Linked DNA regions of Homo sapiens: region 2 is linked to region 1. The links are chromatin contacts, found by POLR2A ChIA-PET in ENCODE. All regions are on one chromosome and are shown on one strand. The core of a region is the stretch at or near the end of the contact, and the rest is flanking DNA. Distances in the headings are between cores, read along the strand shown. Region 1 holds the start of PFDN5 (prefoldin subunit 5). Region 2 holds the start of NAA25 (N-alpha-acetyltransferase 25, NatB auxiliary subunit).

What was found. ChIA-PET counts read pairs that join two places held with the same protein, here RNA polymerase II (POLR2A).
Region 2: POLR2A ChIA-PET joins it to region 1 with 10 read pairs in activated B cell. The contact joins the promoter of NAA25 here to the promoter of PFDN5 in region 1. POLR2A ChIA-PET finds 5 or more read pairs at or near these places in 2 of 52 experiments (WTC11 and activated B cell).

The regions. Positions count from the first base shown.
Region 1 is chr12:53,293,413-53,297,927 of GRCh38, forward strand. It overlaps PFDN5 (prefoldin subunit 5), which reads left to right and starts at 2,130. Exons shown (of 6, transcript NM_002624.4): 1 at 2,130-2,227; 2 at 2,427-2,529; 3 at 2,832-2,863; 4 at 4,438-4,512. The coding sequence starts at 2,156. It overlaps ESPL1 (extra spindle pole bodies like 1, separase), which reads left to right. Exons shown (of 31, transcript NM_012291.5): 31 at 1-226. The coding sequence ends at 62. RefSeq lists enhancers at 1,813-2,352, 1,838-3,037.
Region 2 is chr12:112,106,255-112,110,575 of GRCh38, forward strand. NAA25 (N-alpha-acetyltransferase 25, NatB auxiliary subunit) reads right to left here and starts at 2,529. Exons shown (of 24, transcript NM_024953.4): 1 at 2,462-2,529. The coding sequence starts at 2,519. RefSeq lists an enhancer at 197-698 and silencers at 2,299-2,378, 2,399-2,478.

The sequences.
Region 1 (4,515 bases), core at 880-3,379:
GACTCAAGTATCTTATTGGGGCTGCACCTATAGCCTATGGCTTGCCTGTCTCTCTGCGGTAACCCCATGGAGCTGTCTTATTGATGCTAGAAGCCTCATAACTGTTCTACCTCCAAGGTTAGATTTAATCCTTAGGATAACTCTTTTAAAGTGATTTTCCCCAGTGTTTTATATGAAACATTTCCTTTTGATTTAACCTCAGTATAATAAAGATACATCATTTAAACCCTGTTTTGCGTAGTTTATCTGAGAACATTTAAAGACACGGCATGACTGCCCCCTTCCTACTATGTGGTACTGTAAGCTGACAGGAACAGGTTACAGCAGATCAAGTTTGAGTGCTTGGGGAAGAAAGGCAAAGACACAGGACAAAGCCTGCTGGGCCTGGCTGGGCCTCAGCAGACAAATCTGGAGGAGAAAGGGGCATCAAAATGCTAAGTAGAGACAGGCCCAAGGAAGGGTAGTGATAGACCCTTTGAGAGTGTTTTGGCCAGGTACCATCCGTCCGTCCTGTCTTCCTGCCGCAGGTATCTTTGGAGTGGCACTAGTGTTTTGTTTTTTGTTTTTGTTTTTTTTTGAGACAGAGTCTTGCTCTGTTGCCCATGCTGGAGTGCAGTGGCGCAATCTCGGCTCACTGCAACCTCTGCCTGCTGGGTTCAAGCGATTCTCCTGCCTCAGCCTCCTGAGTAGCTGGAACTACAGGCACATGCCGCCACGTCCCACTAATTTTTGCATTTTTAGTAGAGACAGGGTTTCACCATATTGGCCAGGCTGGTCTCGAACTCCTGACCTTGTGATCCACCCTCCTCAGCCTCCCAAAGTGCTGGGATTACAGGCGTGAGCCACCGCGCCCAGCCATGGCACTAGTTTTAATGCCTCAGTTGCCCTGCCTGCCTCCTAAGTAGATGTTAAAGGCTACTGCTGTCTGCCCATGTACACCTGTTACACTTACCAATGTGTAACTTTAGCAGTAGAGTCTGTGGATCTGTGGAGTTCTAGTGTGGTTTTTCTCTCCAATTGTTAAGCTCAAGGGAAGCAAGTATCTTACACTCTCACGTATCCCTCACATACAGCACATGGTAAAACCTTTTTTTTTTTGAGACAGAGTCTAGCTCTGTTGCTAGTGTGCACAATCACAGCCTACTGCAGCCTCAACTCTCCAGCTCAAGCGATCCTCCCACCTCAGCCTCCCATGTAGCTGGGACTACAGGCGTGTGCCACCAGCCCGGCTAATTTTTGTATTTTTTGTGGAGACGGGGTGTCGCCGTGTTGCCCAAGCTGGTCTCAAACTCCTGGGCTCAAGCAATCTGTCCTTCTCGGCCTCCCAAAGTGCTGGGATTGCAGGCGTGAGCCACCATGCCCGGCCAAAATATTTTATTGATTAATTTGTGCTGTACTTGGTTGACAATGGCGCTTCCTTGCTGTTCTCCCACCACCTCACTGGCAACGGGTGATAAACCCTTTTTCAGATCCTACTACGTGTCAGCCTACTTCCGGCTGGGGGAAGATGGTTATAGCGAGAGGGGAAGAATTGGTTCAGTGATGAGAACATGGTTGGTTCCTGCCTTCGACAAGCTTTCAATCTAATGCCTGTTTTTTTCCAAGGACAATTCAGAACGGTCTGACAAGGGATTTTTTTTTTTTTCCTGCCTTTCGGCCTCAGAGGCCATCTGGGAAAAAGAGTTTAGAATTTCCCTGCCATTTCCATGCCGTGCTGGGAGGAACATTTGAAATCGGGCCTGGCGGGGTACCAGCAGGCAGCAATAGCAAGCGGGGTGGAGAGGAGCAGGGCCAGGCCCCCGAGCCGTCGCCATGGCAATCCAGCCTGCTTTCCAGTAGCTTATACCACCCACGTGGAGTAGCATACACTACTTTGTAATATCGTGGTTGTGTCGTGAGAACTTTAAGATTTTGCAGTTCCTTGTAGGCAGGAGTCCTGTTTGCTGCTACTTTACAATACTAGGCTTAAGACATTTTATGAAATGAACTCACACAACAGTCTCTGAGAGGCTCAAGCCCCTCCTTCCCTTCCGGGACGGAGGATCATAGAGCTGTCTGGCGCAGCGAGGCCTCCCGGCGCCACCGAGACGCGCAGAGGACGGCTAGAGCGTTGCTCGCCGAGAGACTTCCTCTTCGTTAAGTCGGCCTTCCCAACATGGCGCAGTCTATTAACATCACGGAGCTGAATCTGCCGCAGCTAGAAATGCTCAAGAACCAGCTGGACCAGGTGGGGACGGGCCCCAGAGGCACCTCTTTCCTGCTCTACATCCCCCTTGCCCACGCGTACTTCTCGCGCCCGGTTCCAAGTTGGCAGCCTACCTTTCCCAGGCGAAACCTCTATCCGATCCCAGGACCTGCCCCCTCCCCGGCCGCGCTCCTTTCTCCCCTTAGTCCTCTCATTGACCCGCTATCCCGGTCCTCTGTAGGAAGTGGAGTTCTTGTCCACGTCCATTGCTCAGCTCAAAGTGGTACAGACCAAGTATGTGGAAGCCAAGGACTGTCTGAACGTGCTGAACAAGAGCAACGAGGGTATGGGGTAGGCGGGTGAGGGTAACCTAAAGTGGCGAACCTGCTTCTCTCGTCCCACCTCCTAACCCAGTTTTTCTTACCTGAAACGAGAAAATCCATTACATATCGTATACCGCTTCATGAACCCTTTGCATGTTGCCTGCCTAGAATTGAAAAGTACAGGACATTCCTCTGCTCCTATTGCCCCTGTTTCCGTTCTTTTCACACTGTCTGTGGGTGCTGTGCCCTGTTGGAACTCTCTTTAACGTCTTACGTTGGAGCCGCTAACCTTCCCCAGGTGTTTGTCTTCATTGCTTTCACAGGGAAAGAATTACTCGTCCCACTGACGAGTTCTGTATCCTTTCCACAGGAACGGCTACCTGCTGCCTTCTCCCTTTCTCCTTCACTCCCCCAAAAAGCGGGGAGGGGGATTGTTTTGATTACTTCAGATTACCCTCTCCTCACAATGATTTTGAGGATACCCTTTTTTTTTTTCTTTCTTTTTTGAGACGGAATTTCGCTCTGTCGCCCAGGCTGGAGCGCAATGGTGAGATCTTGGCTTACTGCAACCTCCGCCTCCCGAGTTCAAGAGATTCTTCTGCCTCAGTCTCCCGAGTAGCTGGGACTTTAGGTACGCGCCACCACGACCGGCTAATTTTTGTATTAATAGTAGAGTTGGGGGTTTCACCATATTGGCCAGGCTAGTCTCGAACTCCTGACCTCGTGATCCGCCTGCCTCGGCCTCCCAAAGTGCTAGGATTACATTACAGGCGTGAGCCACTGCCCCCGGCCAAGAATACTCTTATTACACACTTTGTAGCTCTTTTATCTGACTTCACACCAACATCCAGCTAATGTCTTGTGAACACCAAGGAGTATGTATAGTTGAGATGTAATATTTCCCTTTGCTGTTTGAGAACATTAATATGGAGATAAAGCTGGTGGTTTACACTTTGCTAATATCTTAGAAGATACAGGCAATAGACAAAAATAGGAGGATATAGAAACAGGGAGCTTGGCTCTGTTAATCTTCAACTTCAGCTTAATTGTGGCTCATTTCTAAACTGTCACTAAGAAACCTGGATTGTGTTCACTTGTTCAGTGTTTTATTTGAATGAGCAAGTTATGGCAGTAGGGCATCTTTAATCTGTAGTCTCAGAACTGACAGGCTAAAAGGAACACAGGAATAGTAGTGTGTAGTAGGGAATGGTTTAAAAAAAAAAATTAGCCAGGCACAGTGGTTCACGCCTGTAATCCCAGCACTTTGGGAGGCCAAGGCTGGCAGATCACCTGAGGTCAGGAGTTAGAGATCGGTCTGGCCAACATGGTGAAACCCTGTCTTTACTAAATATACAAAAATTAGCCAGGCGTGGTGGCACATGCTTGTAATCCCAGCTACTCCGGCGACTGAGACAGGAGAATTGCTTTAACCCGAGAGGCAGAGGTTGCAGTGAGCCGATAGCGGGCAATTGCACTCCAACCTGGGCGATAGAGCGAGACTCTGTCTCAGAAAGCAAAAAACAAACAAAACATTGACTTTGTCAGGAATTAGCTACTTCATGATTGAGGGCATTAAGGGAAATGAGGCTGGCTTTTTACTTGTAGTACTCTACAACAGTAGGAAAACATGTCTAGTCTTTCTGGAGGGGCTAATGGGAAGAATTGCAAGAACTGCTTAGAGAGTGAGAGATGGGATGAGGCAGGACAAGAGGGTGTTCCAGCATACATCATTTTCTCCTTAAAGAACCAACTTCTCTGTCTTCTTTCCATTTGGAGTTATAGGTATTGTTCTAAGGCCTCCAGATTATTCAGTCCTTATGCCTTGTAGCTTTTTGGAAAAAGAGGGTCTTTGGAGGCCAAGCAGGCTGGCTGGCGGAATCATGGCTCATGCTGGGCTGGCTAGTTTTTCCCTTAATTCTTGCTTCTCAGATGTATGTCCCTGGGAAGCTGCATGATGTGGAACACGTGCTCATCGATGTGGGAACTGGGTACTATGTAGAGAAGGTG
Region 2 (4,321 bases), core at 1,279-3,778, about 59 Mb after region 1:
TGGACATGGTGTTTCCCATTAGACAGTCAAAACACTATTAATTCTAAATAACTATGGGACCAAAGAAATTCTCTTTGGTCCTCAAGAACAATTTTAAAAATCAAATTATTCTTGAAAGTATTGAGTGTTTTTAGTTTAAAAAAAAAAAAGTCTGCAGGCAGCTGCTGCACAAAGCTGTAATGAGTCACAAACTATGAACCCTGGATTCAGTTCTCACCTTCCATCACCCACCTTGTATATATATCTCTGCCCTCTGAAAATATACACTGGAGGGCAAGGGCATGAGAATATGCAGCCCCGGGGAAATAGGAAATCAGAGTCCTTTCTCTGCCACTTACCATCTGTGTGACCTCAGGCAAATCAGTGTCTTCAGCTCAAAGTGAGGTAGTTTCTAGCACAGTGGTTAAGAAGGTGAGCCTGGGCCAGGCACAGTGGCTCACACCTGTAATCCCAGCACTCTGGGAGGCTGAGGCAGGACTGCTTGAGCTCAGGAGTTTTAGACTAGACTGGGCAACATGACGAAACCCATTCTCTACAATATATACAAAAATTAGCCGGCATGGTGGCGGGCACCTGTAATCCCAGCTACTCAGGAGACTGAGGCAGGAGAATCACTTGAACCCAGGAGGCGGAGGCTGGTTGCAGTGCACTGTGATTGTGCAACTGCACTCTAGCCTGGATGACAGAATGAGACTGTCTCCAAAAAAAAAAAAAAAAAAAAAAAAAAGGTGAGCCTGGAGCCAGGCATGGTGGCTCACACCTATAATCCCAGCACTTTGGGAGGCTGAGTAGGTCAAGAGTTCAAGTCCAGCCTGGCTAACATGGTAAACTCCTGTCTCTACTAAAAACATGGAAGTTCGCTGGGCCTGGTGGCGTGCAACTGTAATCTCAGCTACTCAGGAGGCTGAGGCAGGAGAATCGCTTGAACCTGGGAGGCAGAGGGTGCAGTGAACTGAGATTGTGCCACTGTACTCCAACCTGGACGACAGAGTGAGACTCATCTCAAAAGAAAAAAAAGGTGAGCCTGAAACAGTCCACAGGGGTTCAAATTCTAGCTCCAAGAAATACTAACTGAGTGGCCTTAGACAAATTACACAACAACAATAAAGCCTCAGTTTCCTCATCTGTTTTTTTTTTTGTTGTTGTTGTTGTTAAAGGGTTCAGGGGCAGGAAAAAACAGTAGCCACCTCTTGAGAATGGGTGAAGATTATATTAGATAACCCATATAAAAGGCCAAGGCCAGTGACTGTCATAATGAGTCATCTATAAACCTTAGCTATAGGATTGTTGCTAAAATCAAATGAGATGTGAGAGTAAAAAAAAAAATCACACAAATTATGAAATAAAAGCCGGACTAACTGTGGCCAGAAACAAAGTTAACCACCGCCCCCCGCTCCCAAAACGATTCCCACCTTGGAGAGAAGCCTCCAATTTAGTAACATCCACATGAGGTCTATAAATACGATGTCTACTTTTGTAAAAACCACTGACCTTGAAGCTTCCTCACCATTAAGTGAGATAGACCAAGACCATAAAACCATCTAAGAGGAAAGGAAATGCAAAAAGGACCAATCCAATTACACATTTCGGTTATTGGAAAAGGGTTTCTCCCAAACTCAAAATCTGTGATTTTTCACTACCAGGGTAAATGGATGAGATGACATCAAGGTCTTCAAGTCTGCGGGTTGAGGTAAGAGTTGTGGAGAGGGATCTGCTTAGCACAGGGAAGGAAAGCTGCAGAGAAAACCACAGAGAAGCTGCAGAAAGGAGAAGCCCTCCAGTAGCTCTGCATGCCCCTCTGACACGAGCTATCACAATCTCTTCACCGCTATTTTAGGCCCAAGACCCCCTCCCCCCGCCTCCCACGTGTGACCAGAGTAGCTGCTTCTCCACCCAACAGCTCTGGATTGGGAGCCTGGAATCTCGGGCCTGCTCCTGACTCGATCTGGGTGACCTTGCGTCAGCCCCTTCCCCACTCCGGACCTCAGTTTCTCCTATGCACCGAAGCCCACCTAGTCAGACAACCCTCTAGGCCCAATTCCCGTAAATAAAAAAAAATCTCTGGTAGGGAATCTTCCCTCAGGCAGGGCGTCCCACCCTCGTGCCGGAGCCGGCTTCCACCTTCGGGGAGATCTCCGGTCTCCCTAGGAGCGGCGGTAACGATGCAGCCTGCGGGTAGCGCAGGTGTCTGCAGAACCACGCGTCCCACGGGGCCTGCCAAGCAGGCCAGCTCTGCCGACCAGCTGCTGCCCAGACCGCGCCACTACCACCCCAAGGCTGAGGAAGGTTGGGCCGGCGCCTACGCGAGGCCCGCGGCTGCGGCCTAGTGGCCCGCGCGGCCCGCCCCCCTGCGCCTGCCCGGCCCGCGCGCCGGCCCTCAGCACCCCTCCTGGGCTTTCGCCCCAGCCTCGGCAGCCCTCGGCGCGTCGGGCTGGCGAGCGGGCTGGTCCAAGACACTCACCGTAAATGGGCCGGAGGCGCCTGTCGTTAGGGTCCTGCACATGGCCCCGCGTCGCCATGATGACAAGCGCAGAACCACAGTGCGCACGCGCGGGGCAGGACCCCGGGAAAGGGCTATTAAAGGGCCAGCGTCGATCTCGCTTGTCTATCACGATAGTCGCGGTGCTGCGACTGAACGCGCCTGCGCGGAAAGGGAAGCATCCACCCTTGCCGATTGCCACCTCTTTAAACGCTGTTCCTTCACTTAGCAGGTGGGATCAAGCTGGCAAGAGGAGGCAGCTGTTGCTGTTAAAGTCTTCCGAGTCACTGACTGGGAAGTTAGGAGAGGAGGGGAGAAAGCTCTCAAAGTTAGGGTTCGGCTGCTCCTGTTTATCCTATTTATTCTCCGTCCTGAAGAACCAGCTAGACTTGGCTGTGATTAATCGCAGAGGAACCAGAAACTCCCGGGGGAGAGAGACCCAGGGGAAAGTTGGGGAAGCGGGGCTGATCAACAGCAAAAATCTGCCAAAAAAGTTCGAGAGAGCCGGGCGCTGTGGCTCAGCCTGTAATCCCAGCACTTTGGGAGGCCGAGGCGGGCGGATCACAAGGTCAGGAGATCGAGACCATCCTGGCTAACACGGTGAAACCCCATCTCTACTAAAAATACAAAAAAAGTTAGCGGGGCGTAGTGGCGGGCGCCTGTAGTCCCAGCTACTCATGAGGCTGAGGCAGGAGAATGGCGTGAACCCAGGAGGCGGAGCTTGCAGTAAGCCGAGATCGCGCCACTGCACCCCAGCCTGGGCGACAGAGCGAGACTCCATCTCAAAAAAAAAAAAAAAAAAAGAAAAAAGTTCGAGAGCCCTCCACCACCTGTTCCTGGACCAAACTGAGCGTCAGGCTGCTGTTTCTCCTGGTTCAGTAAGGAGATGCAGATGAACTGGAGAGGAAGCGAGTTTTTATTTCTGCAACCAGTTACAGGGAGAAGGCCTGGAAATTATCACCAGACCAACTTAAAATTACAAAGCTTTCCAGAGCTTATATACCTTCTAAGCTATATGTCTACGTGTAAATGTGCATTCATCTAAAGACATAAGTGATTAACTCGCCGGGCGCGGTGGCTCATGCCTGTAATCCCAGCACTTTGGGAGGCCAAGGCGGGCGGATCACGAGGTCAGGAGATCGAGACCACGGTGAAACCCCATCTCTACTAAAAATACAAAAAATTAGCTGGGCGCAGTGACAGGCGCCTGTAGTCCCAGCTACTAGGGAGGCTGAGGCAGGAGAATGGCGTGAACCCGGAAGGCGGAGCTTGCAGTGAGCCGAGATCCCGGCACTGCACTCCAGCCTGGGCGAGGGAGGCTCCGTCTCAAAAAAAAAAAAATAATAATAATAATAATTGATTAACTCACTTTAGTCTATAACTAAGGTTTGAGTCCTGAAGACTTTCCTTTGAAGCCTCAGTAAATTTACTTAATCTAAATGGCAATAGGTGCTGGGGTGATTATCCTTATCTTGCCTCCTACTAAATCACGGAGGTTTGGGGAGTTACTTCAGACCCCCAATAAAATTTGTTTAATCCTAAATGGGTCCTGTTAGGAATTCTTTCGTTATTTTGTCATGCTTTAAGGCCAAGGAAAGGCCTAGGCAAAACTCTTGGTGGGCTTTTGTTACATTCCATCCTTTGTATAAGGGCACTGGCTTTTTTTTTTTAGCTTTTAATATGTAACTTAACCACTCAGTTAGTACTGAAACAGTTGTTATGGAGGCCTGTGTTAGTGAGACCTGGCCTGCCACACACCCTTCTCCCAGGACTCAGCCAACAAAGAAGCATCCTAGATGAATACTTACTCGGTATCTGCCTAGAGTATTTAAATGCAAGGTC